Regions from separate parts of the Homo sapiens genome. Here regions 2 and 3 are each linked to region 1. A link is a loop called in an ENCODE intact Hi-C map of the cell type or tissue named here. Cell type or tissue: PC-3. All regions are shown on one strand.

What was found. A loop is a pair of places that touch in the nucleus more often than their neighbours do. Peaks named below come from ENCODE experiments on the same cell type or tissue, not always from the same donor. Only the 100,000 strongest peaks of a DNase experiment are listed, where the experiment ranks them.
Region 2: a loop joins it to region 1, with 4 times the contacts of the local background. A loop is called at or near these places in 3 of 110 quality-filtered maps.
Region 3: it touches region 1 in a loop (3-fold over the local background); 3 of 110 quality-filtered maps call a loop at or near these places.

The regions. Positions count from the first base shown.
Region 1 is chr14:93,235,564-93,243,563 of GRCh38, reverse strand. BTBD7 (BTB domain containing 7) reads left to right here. Exons shown (of 11, transcript NM_001002860.4): 11 at 476-6,014. The coding sequence ends at 1,291. Among named protein-coding and RNA genes, the nearest start is that of UBR7, 32 kb to the right of the region's middle. In PC-3, no CTCF peak of the experiment used is centred here; a DNase peak (open chromatin) is centred at 3,033; H3K4me3 peaks cover 438 bases; H3K27ac peaks cover 4,777 bases.
Region 2 is chr14:93,305,955-93,313,954 of GRCh38, reverse strand. The region is part of intron 1 of BTBD7 (BTB domain containing 7); the gene reads left to right. Among named protein-coding and RNA genes, the nearest start is that of BTBD7, 23 kb to the left of the region's middle. In PC-3, no CTCF peak of the experiment used is centred here; a DNase peak (open chromatin) is centred at 4,294; H3K27ac peaks cover 1,920 bases.
Region 3 is chr14:93,461,783-93,469,782 of GRCh38, reverse strand. It overlaps UNC79 (unc-79 subunit of NALCN channel complex), which reads right to left. Exons shown (of 52, transcript NM_001395159.1): 2 at 1,992-2,112. Among named protein-coding and RNA genes, the nearest start is that of UNC79, 35 kb to the right of the region's middle. In PC-3, no CTCF peak of the experiment used is centred here; no DNase peak of the experiment used is centred here; H3K27me3 peaks cover 4,775 bases.

The DNA.
Region 1 (8,000 bases):
CTCTGTTCAAAAGGTTGGAGTGATTTTTTTGCCTTTATAGCTTTCTGTATTTTTATAATTCTTACAAATTCAGCCAGGAGCGGTGGCTCACGCCTGTAATCCCAGCACTTTAGGAGGCCGAGGTGAGCGGATCACGAGGTCAGGAGATCGAGACCATCCTGGCTAACACATTGAAACCCCGTCTCCACTAAAAATACAAAAAATTAGCTGGGCGTGGTGGCGGGCACCTGTAATCCCAGCTAGTCAGGAGGCTGAGGCAGGAGAATCACTTGAACCCGGGAGGCAGAGGTTACAGTAAGCTGAGATCGCACCACTGCACTCCAGCCCGGGCGACAGAGCGAGACTCTGTCTCAAAAAAAAAAACAAAAACAGAATGTGTTAATTTTATAATTGGGAAACAAAATCAGTGAACATCATTTCTACAGAGGATGGGTCCTTTTTTTAACCCTCCCACCATTTTTGTCTCTGTCTGCAGCGAACACAACCTGTGCTGAATGATCTGATGCCAGACATCGCGGTGGGTGTGTCCACACTGTCACTCAAGGACAGGAGGCTTCCAGAGCTTGCTGTAGACACAGAATTAAGCCAGTCAGTTTCTGAAGCAGGACCAGGGCCTCCCCAGCATCTGTCGTGTATTCCACAGAGACATACACACACTTCTCGGAAAAAACACACACTAGAGCAAAAAACAGACACCAGAGAAAATCCACAGGAATATCCGGATTTCTATGACTTCTCAAATGCTGCTTGCAGACCTTCTACTCCTGCTCTCAGCAGACGCACCCCTTCCCCTTCGCAAGGTGGATATTTTGGTCCCGATCTGTACAGCCACAATAAGGCATCACCAAGTGGCTTAAAGTCAGCCTACCTACCTGGTCAGACGTCTCCTAAAAAACAGGAAGAAGCTAGGAGAGAATATCCACTTTCCCCTGACGGGCATCTACACAGACAAAAGAATGAGCCGATACACCTGGATGTCGTTGAGCAACCTCCCCAGCGGTCAGACTTTCCTTTGGCAGCCCCAGAAAATGCTAGTACCGGTCCAGCCCATGTCAGGGGACGAACTGCAGTAGAAACTGACTTGACTTTTGGGCTGACTCCTAACAGACCTTCACTTTCTGCATGTAGCTCTGAAGCTCCCGAAGAGAGATCCGGTAGAAGACTGGCAGACAGTGAGTCCCTGGGCCATGGAGCTCAGAGAAATACAGATTTGGAAAGGGAAGATTCAATAAGCAGAGGAAGGAGGTCACCAAGCAAGCCGGACTTCCTCTACAAAAAGTCTGCCCTCTGAGAGCAACCTCCAAGTCGTCTGTGCCTGAGATGTGAAACATCCCATTTTATGATGTAACCCAACAACTTACAGACCAGTTCATCAATGCCAGCTGATAACTCGGTTTCACATGATTTTGTTCTAGTTTTTGTGTATATATGTGTTTATTAGACATGGCATGCTAAGAAGGTTTTGTTTTTTTTTTTTAATGTTGCATCTGTCTAATTTGTCTTTGAACAATTATGTCGGGAGGCATTTTTAAGAACAAGCAGGCTGGCACTTTTTATTTCTCTTTACAAATGATGGAATTTTTTTGCACTTGTACATTTATTTTCTCTGTATTGATTTTATATCAGTATGTTAAACTTTATTGCCACATTTAAAGGACTGTATTTTCATACTTTTTTGCATTTTACCTTTCATCTACCAATCCATGTGCATTGGATTGCACACTAAGATGTATTTTCTTACGAAATAGTTCTGTGTTTATTTTTTAATTATAGAAATTCCAAAGAACAGCACATCAGAATGCTCCTCTCTTTTCAGTAATTGTTTTAGTTCAGAGATCTTCCCGCTCAGCCTCCATAAATCTAATGTCATTTTTTTTTTAATAAGTCCTAGGAGCTGGGCTTCATTCCTCCAGCGGGAGTCCAGTCAGGGTCCTGAAGTTTGCTGGTTCAGGAAAGAACAGGAAAGAGAAAAGCCTTCTGTGCCCAGGCTAAAGCTGTTACATTTCCACAGTGTGGATGCAGTCAGAATCCCTGCACATTCTGGTCATAAGGATTAGAGTCACCAGATGAGGCTCTAAACAGATCGCATCCCTTGGAATTAGAAAGCAGTGGAGACCGGGCGCAGTGACTCACACCTGTGATCGGCACTTCGGAAGGCCGAGGCGGGCAGATCACTGAAGCTCAGGAGTTCAAGACCAGCCTGGGCAACATGGCGAAACTCCATTTCTATAAAAAATACAAAAAAAAAAAAATCTAGCCAGGCGTGGTGGTGCGTGCCTGTAGTCCCAGCTACTTGGGGGGCTGAGGTGGCAGGATCGCTTGAGCCTGGGAGGTTGAGACTGCAGTGAGCCAAGATTGCACCACTGTGCTCCCACCTGGGCAACAGTGAGACCCTGTCTCAAAAAAAAAAAAAAAGGCAGTGGAAATAGAGAAGTAACTTAAAGGTCACACTGACAGAATTTCTGGTTCTGAGCGTCAACTCTCCAGCTGTGATGGCGGAACTGACTGCTTGCTGCCTTTAATTGTCTTGCTCTCTATGGGAAAAAAACAAAAGGGCTTCAGTCTCATGGATGTTATTTGGTGTTTGTAAAGATACGTTTTCTTTTAAACGATTTTCAAAATATGTCTAAATTTTGGTGTTGTGTAATGCATAATGCTTTCTCACCAACAGAAAAAAGGAAAAAAATTGTTTTCAGTTAAACACTACATGTCCTACTTGAACTCCACTGGGACGCTGGTTTGGCATTTACTAAACCACTGAGCACATGGGGTCTTTCAGGATCCTCTCCCTTGGAAGGGCAATGTGTGAGCTAAGGACTGTTTTTTTTCTTACTCTCCAATGTAAATATATGAGTATTTGAGTTTTTAAATCACTTCAACATTATTTGAGCATTTACTTTGTATTTTTACAAACACATAAACACACAGCCGTAGCACTTAGAAGAAAAGAGGCTTTCTAAGCATTCCTTCCTCTGCAGGATATTTGGGATCCTCTTTTCTATGTATGTATATATATAAAAAACTATGAATCACTCACACTCACTCGAAAACTATGCAGGGCTAGGGAGCGTTTATGAGCTACCGGGTAAATGAATTACATGCACTTTGAAGTAAATAGGTTTTCTATTGGGTGTCAACAACGCTGATTTCTCCCAAAACTATAGTTTCTCTTACGGTCTTTTCCTCCTTTACCCTGTGGATATACACTCAGGAATAATCTGACATTTTAGAAAAGCCGAACAGTAGATAGTCTCCAAGATGGGAAACATGTCGTGTGTCTGCACGCCCCGGCAAACTGCCGCCACTCGTTCTGCTGCCTGACTGGTTAGCTGCTGTGCGGGTGCGCTCGGTGACACTGGTGGTGGTGCACGCTCCCGAGCTCCCAGAGTTAACACTAATCTGCAGGTCGGCTGTGCATCGCATTCGAGGCTCCTTTTTTAAAGAGAAAAGCATAGGCCTCTGTTCTCATTTGTAAGAAGTTTGACTCATAATAGAAGACGGTGTCTTTTGAAGCCCAGTCTCTGTCTGTCTTCAGAAACAAAAGTGAATGCCGTCATGTTCCTTGATGTGTGTTTCTGCCACATATGTATGTTGACATGTTCATGTACTGCGCCGGTACTGCAAGTAAGACTCAACAGACCTAATTTGGATGGGGAGAAAAACTCTCATCCCTGACCCTTCCCCCCCCGCAAATGTTAGACCAGAGCTGTTGATCCCACACATTCATTTTTCTGAAAATTCATGAACTATTCTCTCATATCCCTGAAATATAAAAGTAAGTGGCCACTATTCCTAAGATTATTTAGTTTATAAAGTTTGCTTTTAATCATACAATAGCTTACCTGGCTAAAACTTTGCGTATAAAGGGAAAACTTGCTTTAATCTGTGGGATTGCGGACCGATGCGACTTGCAGAAGGTAAACAGGCGTGGGTTTTGTGTGCGTTAGGTTAGGTGTTAGTGGACTTTTAATGTATCTTGTGAAGTATGGTTACTAGGGTAGGTTCAAGAGCTACATGCCTCTGGCTTTTGAACCCATCTATTAAATCTTTTTTAATGCTGTACTAAGATAAATGTGAAGTCTGAGTAAGGTTGCTCTCAGAAAAAAAAAAAAAGCATATATATATATAAAATAAAATTTAGGCCATGGGAACTGGCATTTTACTTGGTATAGGAATTTAATGAGAACCAAATCACAAAAATACCAGATCTCCTTTTGAGATCGTGGACAATCAGGCCTTTGGACAATCACCGCTTCCAGTGCCCGCTGTGCGTTGAGGTTAGAGACCTACCGTTTACACGCTAGAGCCGAGAGGACGTTCAAGTTTCTTAAAGATGCTGTTGGTCTTTTTTCTTATGTTATTGTTTTAGTTTTGTGATTTTGATGAATAATTGAAGTTCAGAGTCACCCGTGGCTCCTAAGGAAAAAACAGCATCATGAAAGGCAAAAAGTATTTGAAACGTAATTGTTTCAATTTTCCACGCCCGTTCTCACATGCCCCCTTTAGCTTTATTTCTGGGAACATGTCACTAGACCTCAGCTAGCCTGACACCGCAATAACCCGTTAGGCTTTGAGGCTTTTCAGTGAATTCTTGACATTTAAATCTTCTTATAGAATTCTTTATGAAGCCTTAACTAATTCTTGTTTTTGCTTCCTCAGAAACTTTTTATTGCATCTGCCATCCTTCATTGGATTTTTGTTTTGGTTTGTTGTTGCCATTCTAGCAATGAGCTTAGTCCTTGTACATCTGCATTAAGGTGCCGATGCAGAAGGCAAATTGGAAACACGCGCCAGCGGCAGTGGGGCTCAAAGCCGACCTCCATGCATCATTCTCTAGAGTTGAAAGGATTGACATTTCTCAGTAACTACCCGGCAAAATATATATTTTCATAATGTTGAATTTGCCTTTTAGGAAAACAATGTTTCATGAAACACTTGTAAGATACTTATTTTGAAATTAATTATAAGGCATTCATATTTTTAGGACTGAATTCAAAGGGAAATGCTTCTTTGACTTTTTTTCATTGTTCGGTTGACTTTCAGCTTTCTGGAGTGACAAAGCAGCAGTGATGGGTGCTATTCCTGGTTCTGTGGTGGTTTACTTTGTCTACTAAGTGATTTACTTTCAAACCTCATTACAGATAATCTTACTAAAAGACTTAACATGCACACTGCTAAAAGGTGTTTTACTGTTTTCCATTAACGCTGTTGTATGAACAATATTTGGTGACATGTTGTCTTTTTGTCCTGTAGATTGTCATATCTGTTATGTAGTTATCCTTTTGGCAAGTCCTTTGATTTTTTTTTCCTCTAGAAAATCCTCAGACTGTCAATCTTCCATATTTTGAATATTATAATGCTGTGGCCATTTCTATAGAAAGATTACTTGCAAGTGTGTGTCTTGAAAATAACCTCTTGTATTTGTGTGTTTATGTGAGTTCTGTCTAAGAGATCAGATAAGCTCTGGAAGCTTCATCATCTGTACCTACATGTAACTGTATCTGGGTTACATGGGCAGGCGGTACCAAGTCCTGCTCTTCGATGGGGTGGCTGAGAGATAAAGGTTCCTGAACTCTCCTTGCTGTGTATGCACCACATCTGTACTTCAGAGAGGTGGAAAATCATCTACAACACTGCGTTTCTTGTGGTTGTGCTGTTACTGGTATAAAGTCAAGTGCCTTCAATGCTAAAGGCTCAGAAATTTTTCTTAAACTGATTTCATGTCCTATGCAAGTGTTTTCTACAACCTGCATAACCAGTACTTTGTAAAACTTGTTTACGCTTCAATTGTACATAGTGATTTTTAAAGAAATATATAGTATTTTTATTTAGGTACCTCCAAACTTGAATTCGTCTGTGTGAAGCATTGTAAAACGATACATTTCTCTTTTGAGTACCATTACAGTTGTACAGAGGTTTTCACTGCTTCTATTTTTCTACTGTTACTGATAAGCATGTAACACTGACTTTATCCTACATATAGTTGGCATTTCAAATAAATGGCTTGTATAGAATCTGCTGAGTTGGATACAGTCTGTTTTAGCAGTGGAGCATACAGTCTTCAATTATAGAAGTCATTGCACCCCTGGAGGGTAGAATTGGGAGGTTTTCTAGGTTGATTTTCTCTGTTTCTAGGATTTCAATCATTCAGAGGCATTTTATCATCATCATCATCATCGTTTTCTCGGAAATCACACATTTTATTCTGAATCATCAAGTTCATTATTTTCTATTATTTCATTGAGACATTTCTGAGAAATTTTATTTTACAAATTTGAGCGGAAAGTTCCTCTCACAGGGGTCTTCAGGATTGCAGGAAGCTCAGCATGGCACCCACGTGAACCAGGCACCTGGATGTGTCCTGCTCTTCAGGGCCCTTCGAGGGTCAGAGACCTGGCCTAGATTCTGAGCTTTGCCTTTGCTTTCACACCCAGGCTCAGTAATATTTTCAATTTCAAAAGGAAATGAGATCATGGTCTAGAGTCTAGGATTCTGGAAAAAAAAAAAAAAAACGCAAAATGGAAAGTTTTCTAATTTCCATTTTTTAAAATTGCTACAAAAGAGCTCTTATTTTGTTTTTTATTTTTCAGACAATGTCTTGCTCTGTCACCCAGGCTGGAGTGCAGTGGTGTGATCACAGCTCACTACAGCCTCAATTTCCAGGCTCAAATGATCCTCCCACCTCAGCCTCCCGAGTAGCTGGGGCTACAGTCAGTGTTACACCACTATGCCTGGCTCATTTTTAAAATTTTTTGTAGAGACAGAGGAGGGGGTCTCACTACGTTACCTAGGATGGTCTCAAACTCCTGGGCTCAAGTGATGCTCCCACCTCAGCCTCCCTAAATGTTAGGATTATAGGCATGAGCCACTGCAACCAGCGAGCTCTTTAAAATGTTTTTTATCATTTCAGTGCCAAATTCTGTCCTAGCATCTCACTCTTCATGCCTTACTAACAAGTTATTGCTTTATAGTTTGTAACCATCTTAGGTTTAACAGAAGGGTATAAAGATAAAATAAAATCTAAGGTTTCTGTGGGTGAGCTTCTTAAATCTAAACAAGAAAATTGAATAAATCAACATTCATTTCTGTACTTGTGGATTATTCCTGGAAAAATGAACTCGGGCTAGCTTCCCAAGCCACTTTAGGCTTTACCTCTCCTCAATCCATTAGGGAATATTTCTTGAGTCCACTCCTCCCGGAGTCTGGGAATATGGAGCAGCAGACCAAACAGACAGGAACCCCAGTCTCAGAAACTCACCTCTAGCTGGAAATGACTTTTGTCCTAAAAACAAAACAAGGCCAGGTGCGGTGGTTCGAGCCTGTAATCCCAGCACTTTGGGAGGCTGAGGCAGGTGGATCATGAGGTCAGGAGATTGAGACCAACATGGTGAAACCCCATCTCTACTAAAAATAGAAAAATCAGGTGGGCGTGGTGGTGCGTGCCTGTAGTCCCAGCTACTCGGGAGGCTGAGGCAGGAGAATCGCTTGCACCTGGGAGGCGGAGGGTGCAGTGAGCCGAGATCATGCCATTGCACTCCAGCCTGGCAACAGAGTGAGACTCCATCTCAAAACAAACAAAAAATACAGGGCAGTTATCACAGCTAAGGGGAAGACCAGCTTGAAATGGACCAGGAATGAAAACAGGAGGAGAAATGCTGGAAGCAGCACTAACACTAAACAATGTAATCTTTTCTAATCCCTCATTGAGTTAGGAACTCCTTCCTTTGATCCTCTGTGAATTAAGTACTATTATTTGTGCCATTTTACAAAAGAGAAAAGCCCGGAGATACTGAGCACCTTGTCCAAGGTCACACAGCTAGAAAGTTGGCAGAACTTGGGCTCAAACCCAGGTAGCCTGGCTCCAGAACCCCAGTCCTCAGCCGTTGTGTTGTTCTGCGCATCAGGAAGTCCGGTGGTCCGGGCGGGGTGGGGGGGACTCTAATGTGCAACAGGTGGAAGCAGGTTCAAGGATGGCAATCAGTTGTTCATCCAGTCCGTTT
Region 2 (8,000 bases), 70 kb before region 1:
GGGCAACATAGTGAGACCCGTCTGTACCAAAAAAAAAAAAAATTTTGTTGTTCATTAGCTGGGCACGCTGGCACACACCTATAGTCCTAGCTACTTGGGAGGCTGGGGCAGGAGGATTGCTTGAGCCCAGGAGTTGGAGGCTGCAATGAGCTATGAGTGAACTACTATACTCTAGCCTAGACAACAGAGCAGGACCCTTTCTCAAATTAAAATAAATGTGTGTGTATATATGTGTGATTGTGTGTGTGTGTGTGTGTGTGTGTGTGTGTGTGTGTAGTTTCATTTTAGGATAAGTCAAAAATTCAGATACTTTCCTCTTCACTAGACTCAGAATTCTAAGAACCATACTCAACTCATTTCTCTGTATTTCCATCATTTTCTAGTTTGAAAAATTATTCGATTGTTGCATATATTAGTGGAATGTGATGTACTTTTATATTCTTTTAAAAATGCATTTTTAATGGGGAAAAAAGTATCAGCAGGGGACTGACAGCTGTTATGAATTATAATAGGTTATATTAGAAAAAAACCACATGGCTTAATAAGATTCTCCTAACAAAACCCTAACAACTAACTAATCTTCATTTGCAGTAATGCAATGGAATTTTATAGAAAATGTCAATTTAAAGATTTTCATTTAACATGAATAGAAATGTTTTCTGACTTGACTATTTTTGGTGGTGGGTGGATAAGGGAAAAGACTATTTTTAACTACAGGTCCACATTCTCTTACTTATAATTTGAAATCCCAAAAGTTCTGAAAACTATTTTAGGGGTTATGGGAGGACTTAATTTGATGGCAAACACTGACATGACCTAGATTTGTCTGCCAGCAAAACCGAACCTAAACTAACATAGGTTAGTCTAAATAGTATATTTTACTGCAGAATATTAATTTGTTTGATGTTACAAACAAATTATTACAAACAAATTAGGGTGCTGTGCCAGATCTCCCTGGGGATAGTTATATAGTATACAGTAAATGTTTGGTATACCATATGTCATGCCAAACTTCTGTCACTCCAGTGGGCATGGCATTAGGTTCAAGAGGCCGAAGAAGAGACCCAGAGCCGGCAAAAGAGATGTGGGGTTTTATTGGGGGCTTACATACAAAGGAGAGGGTACAGTGGCAGTGGGCTGGACGGGAGAACTGCCTTATATACAGTCCAGTGGCAGTGGGCTGGGCAGAAGAACCACAACTGCCTGCCATAGGCATGCAGTTTATATAGCATTTCCACTTAGCACTTCCACCTAGCAACCTCCACCTGGCACTCTTTATTCTACCCAAAACTTGGAGCCTCAGTCTCCTGTAGGGCTTGTGTTCCAAGAGACAGGTTGGGGGCTCAGATGTCCTTATAGACAAGGAGGGAATCTCTGGGTTGGCCACTCCTGAATTCCCTAGCTCAGAACACACATTCAGGTGCATCTGCCATACAAAGTCATTCTAAGGATATGCTTAAATTATTGCTGTCAGGTATGTTTACTATAACCATATTATTTCTCTTTGAAAGCAAAAGAAAAAAGTGAATTTTTGAATGTATGTGGCTCCAAAGATTTCTATTTGAAAAAGAATTGTAGACCTGTATTCTTAACACTCTTTAACTGGTACTTTAAGCTGATGATGAGCATTAAATATATATTTTATTGGTAGAACTAAGACTGAGAGTGTAGTATGTAACCACTCTATAGGTAAAGTTTAATTATCAAGAATGTGGGGAGAATATATGAAATGTAAAATAAGCTCACTGGTTATAGGTATTCACTGTAAATAAAAATATATCACTTAAAATACTGGGGTAGAGACAGGAGAAGGAAGTTACTAACTTAATTTCAGCATTGCTCATAGTAGGGAACCAACGGATAATAGCCAAAAAAACAGGGAATGTAAAATGTTGTATAAAGTATAAGTAAAGTTACATATGGGGCAGGCAGGGACTAGAATAGAGTAGACAGGGACAGCAATTTGTATTCTTTGGATGTATCTTTTTTTTTTATTTTAACTTTATACTCACTTAAATGTTTAATTATATAACAAAGTTAAAAATGCAATGACTAAAAATCAAAATAAATCTTATAAAGTGGATTTCCCATTGGTTATATAATCACACAGAGTAAACCATTCCAAGTGACTTACATATACAGTAATTTGTAGAATATTCCAAGTTGGGTATATCCTAAAGATAAAAAGAATTGTAAAAAAAAAAAAAAATTAAAAATATTTTCATGGATCATATTGGTGATGATAGTGTTAATATTTTTATTCTCAGGTTGTGTGAATATTTTGTGATAAACTATTATGTAGGCTGCATTGAGAATAGAGGGTTTTCATATGTGAGAAAGGAGAAATGATATAAGATAATGAGATTGAGTAAAAACCCTATAAACCTGAATTTGAATTGGAAGCAACAGTATAAACTAATGATAATGTACATTTATGTATCTATGTACATGTTTATGTAGATATGTGTGTATATAATGTCTTAGATCTTTGTACTGAAAAGGCATTAAGCATCCCTATTACTGAGATTGTGGTTTCTGAATACCATTTCCCACTAAAGGGAATTAGGGCTTCTTTAAGGAAATGACCAGTGCCAAGTCAAAGGCAAGAAAAATACAAGATATGCCTGGAATAAGTTGTAATACCAGAAAGGTAAGGTAACCTCTGCTCTCGGAGGCAGAGGTTAGGATTATGTCATAAGGTCTCAGGAACCAATTTGAATAAGGCTCTACTGTCCAAAGATGGGACAGTTTGAACTTCAATAAGAATAACTACAAAGGATTAAAACCTGTCACATAGATGTAAGTCTATTAATTCATAACTTTTTAAAACTCACTGATTGTCTTTAAGGATGCTAGGAAGCTATTACTAATTGTTTTGAAAATTAGTAAATAAAAGTAAAAAATTACTCATTTATTCTGTCCTTTCTATACAGACTGCATCAGGACAACTGAATAGTTGATGAGTTTTTTTTATAGAATTTTTCCAGCTAGTGAATAAAGAAAGAATGATAGACTATCATGTGATCGTTTTTCAACCCCGTTAATGGATTGCTTTAGTTGGTGATCATTGATAACTGTTAATATCAAAAAAAGGGAATTCAATAGACTTTTGAACTTAACTGTTGGAAGTACATACTACCTGCCACCTGTGAAGCAGTCTTGGCAAAAAAAAAAAAAAAAAAAAGTTTTTTGGTTTTTTTGTTTGTTTGTTTTTGGAAACAGAGTCACTGTTGCCCAGGCTAGAGTGCAATGGTACTATCTCAGCTCACTGCAACCTCCACCTCCCAGGTTCAAGCAATTCTTGTGCCTCAGCCCCCGAGTACCTGGGACTACAGGTGCGTGCCACCACACCCGGCCAATTTTTATTATTTTAGTAGAGATGGGGTTTCACCACGTTACCCACGCTGGTCTCTATCAATTTACTGTAAATACAAGAGTCAGAAGCACATTATTAAACTACATCATGGTAATACATTTGGCAAAATCCAAACTATAGGAAACAACCAGGTAACCTGATTTCTTCAACAAAAAAAAATTGTAAAGGGGGAGGAACCCATATGCAGAGATTGAAGAGACATAGTCATCCAGTCACAGTGTGTAGACCTTATTTGGATCCTAATTCAAACAAAGAAAAAACAATTTGAGAAATGTTAACACTGCCCAGGAGTTTCATATTAAGGAATTATTGTTTATTTTAGATATGATAGTCTGTAGTTGCTTTACATCCTTTTAGAGGTAAATATGGAAATATTTACAGGTTGAAATAATATGCTATCTGAGATTTGCTTGAGAATATTCTACTGGGATTGGGTAGATAGTGGACTGGGATATAGTTGATACTTAAACCTGTAATTGCAGCACTTTGGGAAGCTGAGGCAGGAGGATCACTTGAGTCCAGGAGTTTGAGGTTGCAGTGAGCTATGTTTGTGCCACGGCACCCCAGCCTCTGCAACAGAGCAAGACCCCATTTCTAAAGGGGGAAAAAAAAACACCTGCCAATTGGTAAATGTTGGTTGAAACTTGGCAATGGGTAGAGATCCATTAACTATTTTCTCCACTTTTTTATTGTATATTTTTTCATTTTTATTACAAAAATTACAAAAGTATCTCCTGCAAAGGAAGGAAAAACAAGTAATAGGAAGGGATGAGATTAGAGAAGCTTAGTCATTTAATTGTCCTCTGTGTTTGAATGCTAGGAGATTTGATATTTATGGAGTATTAATCACAATCAAGAAACATTTTACTGTTCAACAATACACAGCACTAGAGAGATTAAGATCTGTCCCTTTACCTCAGTTGGGTGATAAAGTAGAAACTGGAGACTTAAGGGTTGAGTAATAGAAACAGCAGCACAGTGGACACAGAAGCATGAGGTAGACGTGGCAGCTTCCTTCAGAAAGGTTGGTATAGCACTGAAGACTTTTGAGACGCTTTCTTGTTTAGCAGGGGTGTGGAGGTTGGGGGGATAAGACACACACTAGATGAGGGATTGAAGGCCTGGTCTTTGGTCTTGGCTTTGCCATTTTACTCTTTTTTTTTTTTTTTTCTTGGAGACAGAGGAGTTTTGCCCTTGTCGCCTAGGCCACACACCTTGGCCTCCCAAAGTGCTGGAATTACAGGCGTGAGCTACTGCACCTGGCCCATTTTACTCTTTATTTGACTTTGGATAAGTCACTTTAAAGTCTCTACTTTGATTTCCTCATTTGGAGAATAGAGAATATGCCTGTGCTGTCTACATGGAAGAGTTATTGTGAGAATAAAATGACTTAACACATGAAAAAGCCCTTGGTAAACTGTATTCCCATTCTGATGTAAGATACTCCCACTCCAGTCATTAAAAGGAACATGAAGTTGGGGGGAATGTTTAAAAAAGGGAGTGGAGAGGGAAGGTATGTCATTGCTTTTCTGTTTTAATGTTTTTTTGTGAGGTTTTTTCCATTTTTTAAGTTGTCACTTAAAAATACATAACATTTACCATTTTAACCAGTTTTAAGTGTATATATAGTTCTGCAACATTAAGTACATTCACATTGTTGTGCAGCCATCACCACCATCTCCAGAACTTTCTCATTTTCCACAACTGAAACTTTGTGCTTACTGAACACTAACTTCCCAGCCCCTGACAACCATCATTCTACTTTCTGTCTCTATGAATTTGATTACTCTAAGTACTTCATATAAGTGGAATCCATATTCGTCCTTTTGTGACTGGCTTATTTCACTTAACATAATGTTCTTAGGGTTCATCTGTGTTTCAGCATGTGTCAGAATTTCCTTCCTTTTTAAGGCTGAATAATCTACTCTATGTATACACCACATTTTGTTTTCCCATTCATCTATCTGTGGACACCTGAGTTGCTTCTACCTTTTGGCTGTTGTGAATAATTTTGCTATGAACGTGGGTGTACACATCTGTTTGAGTCCCTGTTTTCACTTTTTTTGGTATATATCCACAAATGGAATTGCTGGATCATATAATTCTATGTTTAATTATTGAGGAAGCAGTGTGTTTTTAAAAATTATTTACTTTATTGCTTATGGAAACATTTCCACAAGTCGTATTTGAGGGTATATGTACGCTGTGATCCATGAGGCTTTTTGCTGGGAAATCTTTTGTCTCCAAGTACTAATCCAATTTTCTTTTCTTTTCTTTTTTTTTTTTTTTTTGGAGACCGAGTCTGGCTCTGTCGCCTAGGCTGGAGTGCAGTGGTGCGATCTCAGCTCACTGCAAGCTCCGCCTCCCAGGCTCACGCCATTCTCCTGCCTCAGCCTCCCGAGGAGCTGGGACTGCAGGCGCCCACCACCACACCCGGCTAATATATTTAGTAGAGACGGGGTTTCACTGTGTTAGCCAGGATGGTCTCGATCTCCTGACCTCATGATCCGCCCACCTCGGCCTCCCAAAGTGCTGGGATTACAGGATTGAGCCACCGTGCCCGGCCGCAATTTTTTAATCACACTCTTCTAAGAGGCTTAGACTGTGAAGGAATATGGATCCCAAGAAATAGTTTTTGGACTCAAAATCTTGAAGAATGATTACAGATAAGCCTTTCCTTACTAAATGTTTATTTTTTAAAACTAATTTCATTCAGCAGTTTTCAACTTAATGCCTCCTAAGTGCCAGGTACTGTATTATGTGGTGAGGATTTAGTGTTGAATAAATGAAATTCAAGTGCTGAAAAGTACTACTGTAAAGAAAATAAACTGAAGAAAGAGGATAGTGAATGATGGGGTGGAATGTTATTTTATATAGGCTAACTAGGGAAGTCTTCTCCAAGAGGTAGTATTTGAGCAAAGACTTCAGTAAAAATGAGAGTATGAAACATGTGAAGATGTTTCAGAAGAGTGGTACAGGCAAAGGGAAGAGCCCTGAGGTAGGAGTAAGAAATGCTTTTCAAGTAGACAACTCAGGGATCAGATGACAGCCTATCTTGACCAGTACCTAGTACCTATATGAGGAAATCAATTGTTGTAAGATAGCTCTAGAAAGTAAAGTCACGTCTGGGTGTGCTGGCTCGTGCCTGTAATCTGAGCACTTTGGGAGGCCAGGGCAGGAGGATCATTTGAGACCAGGAGTTCAAGACCAGCCTGGACAACATTAGTGAGGCCCTGTCTCTACAGAAAAAAAATGTTTTTAATTAGCTGGACATGGTGGCACACGCCTGCTCTAGCTACTTGGGAGGCTGAGGCTTGGAGGATTGCTTGAGCCCAGGCACTGTGAGCTATGATTGTGCCACTGCACTTCAGCCTGAGCAACACAGTGAGACTCTGCCTCTTAAAAATAAAAAAGAAAAGTACAGGAAAACTAAAAATAGAAAATTGTTAGGGATAATTTATTTGCATATTCTGTTAATCTAGAAAATACTGTATTTGTGGTGTGGGAGATGTCAGGAAGATATTACTGCTGACATGACATTCCAATAATGATTACTACATAGAAGACATAACCTTTTCCTCTGAAATGTTATTTTCTTGGCAGAGGGGCATGTACAGTGAACCCAAAGGATATATTTTATCATCTGTTCAGGGAAGACAGAATGAGACAACTGATAAAGAGAATCTGAGTTTTAAGAAATGATCTCTAAAAATCTTAGATAATAAAATACTTTAATAACCAAGTATCTTACTGATATATATGACAGTGATACATATATTATTAGGAGAACACTCAGACTCAGATCTCAAGAGAGGTTAGAGATCACCCATATTTTGCTGGGTGCTGTGCAGTAATGTGAAGTTATGCCAGAAATAACTTTGCGCCTCAAGAAATAAGCACCATTACTTCTTAAGACTCTCCATTTATCTTTTTAGAAACATTGATAAGATATTTGTAAATAATATCCTCATTTAAAAGTAAATGAATTATCTTGGGAGAATGCTGTATTGTAATACAAGGAATTTTACCTTTAGAAATTAGATATTATTAATAGTATTAGAAAACTTTTGTTTTTAGACTTCTTTATGTTCTGTTTGAATTGTTTCTTCCTTGATAACGTCTTTTTTTTTTTTTTTTTAAAGAGAGATGAGGTTGTTTTGTTGCCCAGGCTAGTCTGGAACTCCTGGCCTCAAGCAATCCTCCTTAGCCTCCCAAAGTGCTGGGATTATAGGCGTGAGCCACCGTGCCTGGCCTCTTTAATATGTCTTTCCCAGATTTCAAACCCATTACCTTTATCACCCTCAGTGGACCCATAAATTGCTTCTCCTATATGCTTCTTGGTTTACAGCATTGTAACCACCCAGTTATGCAAGGTAGAAACCTCAGTCATCGTTTCCTTCTTCCTCTCCACCATTCCCCTTACCAGTTTGGTGAGCATTCTTCACTATGTCTTCTATGATAAGGACCTCATATGTATTACTTAATTTTTTATTATAGATGTCTACTATGATTTGCTGTTCCCCACATTGCATGTGTTGGGAACTTAATCCCCAAATCTGTATGTCAGTTGAACGTAGGGCCTTTGGAAAGTAATTAGGATTAGATAAAATCATCAGGGTGGGGC
Region 3 (8,000 bases), 230 kb before region 1:
AGCTTCTGAGGAGCTTGGACTAAAGGTGCATGCCACCACACCTGGCTAATTGTTAAAAGAATTTTTTTAGAGATGGGGTCTTACTATGTTGTCCAGGCTGATCTCAAACTTGTGGCTGGTCTCAAACTTGAAGTTTGAGACTTCTGGTTGCTAACATTATCTCCACTTAAATTCACTTAAATTCTGAAAAGATGACAAATCTTGGTGCTAAGCACTTCCTTTAATCTGCCACCTCAGCCTCCCAAGCAGCTGGGATTATAGATGCCAGCCACCATGTCTGGCTGTCTTGAACTTTCTAATAGCATAAATAAAATGAAGAAGTACAAATACGATTGTTATAGATGTACATATCAACAGTTCTGTACTTCTAGTTTTAAAAAAAATGGTTGCAATTGTTACTATTACCATTAGCAGTACATGTTGATGTTGCCTCCGTTTGAAAATGAACTCAGCTCAGTTGCATAGGATCTTCTCCAACAAGCCACTTGAACAAACTACCAGTTTTACCACTAAAATACTACCACCTATGATCATATTCTAATGGTCCACTGCTCAAGAAAATGGAATCTTTACGTCTTGCAAACGTGACTTTTCAATATTTTAAATTCCTTAACTCTTGGGCACAATCACTAAGACCTAAGCAGCAAGCTCTGAGGTGCCAACTAGGATATTACAGTTTCCTGGCAAATGGAATTCAGCATGCTTCCTACTGAAAAGTGTCTCTCGCTTTGAGAACTTTCAGAATTTGTCATAAAGGAAACTGTTTTCCATTGAGAACTTGGACCTCAAAGACAAAAGAAGAATTCAAGAGAACAGAATTGGATGCCTTGATTCATAAATTTTTCTGATGATCACTATGAAAATTGGGCTAATTATTCCACTACAATTTGAGAAGAAGGAAAATATCCTGTAAGAGGTCCTAACCTTACCGTGCAAGTATGAAATGTATGAATCTGATAAGCAGGAGCCCTTCAATATAGAACAGGATCACTAAGGACTCTAAAGAAGGAAAGATATTTCAAAAAATAAGAACAGAAAGATAGGAGGACTGCAAAAGATTCGTAGCTGACTTGATCGCATGAAGCTTCCATCCGCAAAGCATTCAGCTTTTCCCGTGGCAAAGCTTTCGACTGCTAGAAACTCCAGTGCCACTAGTCTTTGCAAATTTGTGTTCTCCTAATATCTGTCTTACAAAATTTTTGCTTCTGTACAGCTAAAAGAAACAGTACCAAGCCAATTTATGTGTTGCCAAAATCAGATTTGAAGTGAGAAGACCGTGGTAATGGAGAAACCACATCTTGGAATTTAATGGAACGTGAGAGGTTCTTCTGAATTCTTCAATGTTATTTCTGAAAACAACTGAGCCTTTACTTGAACAGTTCAGCTTTCTTTGCTCTGTTTTCTTAATCAAGATACGTGGAGCAAATAGGGCCCTCCTATCTCTACCTTACAGTAAAAGTAGACAAAAGAAAAAGAGCCCTATTTTTTTTCCTTGTCCTTCATAGAATTTCATTATCAAGGCAAAGCATGTTGAACATGTGAAGTGTTACCCAGATTAAAAATAACTATTATCACTGTATATTACACTTAGGGAAATAGAAAATGCTAATGATGAACCTAAAATGCCACATAATTCTGAATTGCTTTTAGACCAAAAGTGTTTCCAATTATTAATTTTAAGCAATTGTAGGCTATCCTTTTAATCCCACTCTATATTAGTGCCAAATATAGAACTGTATCATTTTAAAGATGCCCTGAAAAGATGTTCAATGCGGGAAAGCAGGCAGTAGCCAGGCAACCAATCTTTTTCAGCTGGGCCTGGGATCCAATTTGCTACATACACCCAGAGAACTTGAGCACAGACTCTTCTGACAGAGCACTAGAAAACATAGGCCCTTTAAAACTTGCAATTCAATAAAAATTTAGATCCCAATAAATTCAGCAATACTACCTAATAATTCTCTCAAAGTAGAGGATATTGTAAAGCTTACCTTAACAAGGTCTGAGAAAAGTATTTCAAGGTGTTTGCAATATCTGTTCCTGATGGTACAGGATAAATGTTGTGGAGAACCCGGTTATGATATTCCTGCAAGTACCGGATCTTGGAAGCAACTAGATAAAAGCAAAAAAAAAAAAAAAAAAAAAAAAAAAAAAGGAAGAAGAAAAAGAAAGAGAAGAATCATCTTGTAATATGTATTAGGCATACAGTCATTTTTAAAAATGATTACAAACAAGAATTTAATCAGTATTTTAAGAAACATAAGTAAATTTTTAATAGAATTCCATGATAGAAACAATTACAAAAAAACTTTTAATTTCTTTTAATTGTATTCGGCACACAAAATTATTCTTAGTTTTCTGGTTTAATATCCTATTCACAAATTATCTATTGCTTGTTTTTATCACTAAGAAAAGCAGTACTCCAAATTGTTTTCTAATCACCCCCAAGTTGGCTTATTATTAGCAAAATAATAATAGATATAAGTCTTTGCCAAGGAATTACATTTAATGTTGCTTAACTAAAACTGAAGGAGAAAACTGAAAAGTCTTTCTACAACACTCAAAAAATCCTAAAATATAGGGAGTTCCATTGCACAATGGCATCAATTGAAGTCAGATTATTAACTCAACATGTGATCATGAAAGTGTGTTTAGTAAATGCTTTAGCTGTGAGAATATGTTAAGAGTAGATTAACATGATGAGTGTTAAGTAAGAATACAATGATTGTGCACTAATAAAAATGTAAAAAATAAATGTCACATTTTTCTTCCAAAGAATCTCATAAATTAGGAGACTTCCTAATAGCTTTCTGAGCTTGGCTGCCCAGATCTTCTCAAGATTCAGGAGGGACTCAATAGATTTATTTACCCTCCTAGACCTACCTGGAGTCACCAGCATTGTCCACATTCCTGACCTGACCTTTGACCTGGCTGTAGTGAAGGACCCCGTTCTAGTCATTCCTCTTTGCAAATCCCAAGGAGCCATGATGATCAACGTCTCTCTGGTCTCCTCTTCCACAGAGTTCTCAACACTGTCCATTTGTCCTTTCAATCTTTAAGGGAGCCTTTTAGGTGGTATGGCTCACTGTCAGCAGTTAACAGAAGACATATCAAGTCCTGGAGAAGCAAGGCCTGCTGTTCCCAATAACCCACGGAAATAAGCTCCTGGATGCATTCTAACTCAAAATCCTTTTGATAAGTGTGGGACGTAGAAGCACAGAACGACAAAATATCAGAACTGGAAGGACCTTAGAGACCTCTTCCCATAACCACTTCCTTTTAAAGATGGGGAAAATGAGGCACATAGGTGGTCAATGGCAGAGCCAGACTAGTACTTAGATTTCCTGATCCCAATCCAGTGATCTTTCCACTATGACACACTCTAGAATATGACTCTGAAATTATGTCCACGTGAACGTGACATCCACATGAATGTGAACGTCCATTGCTTGACATCAAAGCAATTTCCAGAAGTTACCAGGTTAATCACTGATTCTAAATCCTACATACACTATTTATCAGATTTGCCTTTTCTCTCTTCCACTACCTGAACTATTTCCATAATATGGTTAGCATTTTCCCAAAGAAATAAGTCTAGATTGCAGATAATAATACCTTGAGTCTATGTAACACATCAGCTCCAAAGAAAGCAATAAGTTTATAAACATCATCTCAATTAACTCCATAAATATTTGGTAGTAAATAACTTTTTTTCCTGAGATAATAGGTGATACTTGAAAACAGTTTGATTGCATAATCTACAAAAGTCCATTTCCTTCTCAGTGTTTTTGATCTGCTATTCATTATATTTCAAAAACCATACTACAAGAAAATCCCCACATTAATGCATAGTTCCAAGTTCCAAATATCCGAGATATATGCTAGGCCAGCACATGCTGTCTGCTCACCCACTGTCACAGTAATGAAGCATTACTGTGACTTTTCTCAAGTTTTAATATTCAGCAAGTTTCTGTAGAGTATTTCAGGAATACCATTAATCATTCCATCACCTAAGTAAAGGAGTTGATAATAGTACAGGGTATGGACAATAAGTTCAAATGAGGAAAAAACTCACAAATCCCTCAACTCAATGGCTTGCTCATAATTCAAGAGCTATAAAACCATCACTACACAATGATTACAAGCATTCAAAAATGTTTATGAAATGAAAGGATGTTCTTTTTATAGCTCTTTTCATTAAAATGCAGCAATAGCTCCTTTCCACAGGTACCCAAATATGCACAGCAAAGCAGAGACAAGAGTCACTTTTTTCTTTGAGATCTTGTAATGTTACAAAAGTCATATTGCATTGTCTCTGTGTACTTACCTGCTTGTTTTTCTATACCAGCTTGTAAATTTCTTAAGGGCAGAAACTATACCTTACTCATGGCTCTATCCCAAGCCTAACACACTGTCTGGCACTTAGTAGGGACTCAATATATTCATAGGATTAAATTAACAAATGAATTAATACTTTAGTAACAGCACTTATCACTCAGGTCTTTAGGATATATAGAGAGTATACATATCTGCATATATATGTACACTATACACATATATACCTGCATATAGACATACGATAGATTGTGGACTCTTCATCCTTAGTGCCAGACACCTAGTAGGTACTCAATAAATTGTTGATAAGTGAAGATGGAGAAAAAAAAGGAAGAAAGAAAGTGGGACAGAGAAAGAGGAAGAGAGTGGTGAGTAATCATGAAAGACCATTTTTAGAACAGATTGAAAAAAATGTTCAAGCCAATTTGTGCATTGGTGAATGCAACAAAATCTTAGCAGTAATAGATTTAACATCCACGTTTTCAACAACTTGAGAGCAGCCAAAAAGGTCCATGACAAATAGTAATTTGTACTTGTGCCAAGGATGTGAATAAAACTCATTTACAGTTCAATTTTGTGCACGAGAGGTGGTCATTTGGCTGGTTAATAAGCCCATGTGAGCATCCAGCAGCCTCATCAAAGCAGGGCTCCTCTTTACTCCACACATATACCTGACTGCTGCTGCGGAGGCTCGAATAATTGGGCCCAATAGATATAAATGAATGATCTTCAACCTCAACTGACCCTAAGGCTACATTTCTCTAGTAAGCTCCTTCTTCTACACTCTTCAATTATAGTTATACTATCTTCAAAACTCCCCCCGGGGCCACCCCTTTCCTTATACTTTAAAAAGCCATCTGTTATTGACTGAATTTTGTGGCGCTTAGAATTCATATGTTGAAACCTTAACCTCAAAATGTGACTGTACCCAGAGATAAGGCCTTTAAAAGGGTGATTAAGTTAAAATGAGGCCGTTTCCGTGGTGGACCCTAATCCAATCTGACTGCTGTCCTTTTAAGAGGAGATTAGGACACATAAGAGATACCAGAAATGTGGGAACACAGAGGAAAGGCCACGTGAGGACAGAGAGAGAAGGCAGCCATCTGCAAGTCAAGGAGAGAGGCCTCAGGAGAAACCAAACCTGCCAACACCTCAATCTCAGACTTCAAGCCTCCAGAACTGTGAGAAAATACATTTCTGTTGTTTTAGCCACCCAGTCTGTGGTACTTTTATGGCAGCTGGAGCAAACTAATACACCATCATAGAGGAAATCTTTTTTTGTTTTGTTTTGTTTTGTTTTAGATGGAGTCTCGCTCTGTCACCCAGGCTGGAGTGCAGTGGCACGATCTCGGCTCACTACCAGCTCTGCCTCCTGGGTTCACGCCATTCTCCTGCCTCAGCCTCCCAAGTAGCTGGGACTACAGGTGCCCACCACCACGCCCGGCTAATTTTTTGTAATTTTAGTAGAGATGGGGTTTCACCGTGTTAGCCAGTATGGTCTCAATCTCCTGACCTCGTGATCCGCCCGCCTCCGCCTCCCAAAGTGCTGGGATTACAAGCATGAACCACAGCGCCCGGCCCCGAGGAAATCTTATTAGTAAGAGTTAAGAATATGAACTCTGAAATCAAACAGTTCTGACTTAAGGCCTTGGATCTATCTCCACTTAAGCCCAATTTCCTCATCTGTAAAATGGGGATAATTACATCAACTTCACAGGGCTACTGTGATTACTGTGCTATTGTGATTATGGTGCGAGTGGATACTTTGCACAGTGCCTGGTATACACTCCACATATATTAAATAGTAGATGTCAAAAACCTACTAGCAGCTCCTTTCCTTGTCCTGTCAAACACCAATCCCAGCATTCACTGGGGCTCTCCATCCATCAGTGTGTCTCCTATGAAATTAATCTCTCCTCCTTTGCTAAATCATTCCTACCAGGATTCAAACAAACTGTAGAATCTCTCTTGTCGAAGGGAAAGAAAAAACCTCTCTCCTGCCTTTCCATTCCCCTCCAGCGACAGTCCTCTGCCTTCAGAGCCAAGATGATGAAGAGTCTTGCACACATTCTCCTCTCTCTGTCACTTTCTATTCCTCCTTCCACTCACTCCAGTTTGGCTCCCACATCCACCACTGCACTGAATCCATTTCCCACAATCATCTAGAGCCTCCAGATTGCCAATCCATCAGGCACTTTCCGATCACCATTTTCCTAGGCTTTTCAGAGCATTCTGTACAGTCAATCCCTCCCTCCCTCCTTCTTGAAACTCTCTCCCCTTGGCGTCCCAGACCCCACATTCCCCTGCTCTTCCTCCCCCTGGAACGTATCCTTCTTCAAGTGCTTTGCCACTTCCCCCTATTAGTTGATATCTAAGTGTTGGAATTCATCAGGGCTCAGTCCTAGACTCTGTTCCTCTCTCTCAATATTCTCCCCATAGGCAATCCCATCCATCCACAGGACTGTCAGGAGCATCCAGGGGCCAACTGCTCTGAAAGGTCTGTCTCCATCCCAGGTGGGTAGCTGTTGTGAATAACAGGCCTCATCGATTCAATTTCTCCACTTGGGAATCTTATAAATATCTCAAAGAAAACATGTCTGACATTGACTCTTAGGTCTCCCTTCCCCCAAGAAAGAAACCTACTCCACCATCTGTGTAACCCACCAAGTCACTCAAGCAAAGCATTCTAAAGCTCATCCTTGACAGACCCTATTCCCCGCCGTACCTCACTCCTCTAATCCAATCCATTACTAAGTCCTATTAATCACTAAGTCTTATCACTAAATCCTATCAAATACATCTCCCAACTGTCTTCTGTTCCTTATCGTCACTGTCATTACTCAGCAGCAGCATTTCCTGATCAAGTCTAACAGCCTCCTAACTCATTTTTCAGATTTCTTCTTGCCTCTCTCCACTCCTTCTCCTCAGAGCAGCCAAACAGATCTTTTTAAATTATAAACTGCTTCATACAGTCATAAACAGTAACCACTGCTCAAAGTCCTTCAGGGGCTGCCCACTGTCTTCAGGACAAAATCCCAAATCCTCCTTAGTGTGGTCAAAGTCCCTGCCTACCTTCCAACCTAACGTCGTGACACAAAAGCCAGACACTGTTGTGTGTGTGTTTTGTTTTGTTTTGTTTTTTGAGACAGAGTCTTGCTCTGTCACCCAGCCTGGGATGCAGTGGCCCGATCTCCGCTCACTGCAACCTCCACCTCCCAGGCTCACGTGATTCTCCTGCCTGAGCCCTGCCAGTAGCTGGGATTACAGGTGCCGGTCACCACATCTGGCTAATTTTGTATTTTTAGTAGAGCCGGGGTTTCACCATGTTGGCCAGGCTGTTCTCGAACTCCTGGCCTCAAGTGATCTGACCGCCTCGGCCTCCCAAAGTGCTGGGATTACAGGCAAGAGCCACCACACCTAGCCCATTTTTTCCTTAACACCGGTTTTTGTTTTTTTGTGTTTCTTTTCTTTCTTTTTTTTTTTTTGCTTGAAAACCTTTCTATGTCCTTGTCCCTCTTCATAGAGTGCTTTCCCTCCACACTTTGTGAGACTAACTCCTACTCATACTTCAAAACTGACTTTAAGTGTCCCTTCCTCATTATGGAGGTCTTTGCAAACTTCCTTGTCCAAAATGATTCCCTGATCTCCACCTTCATTTCTTTCTG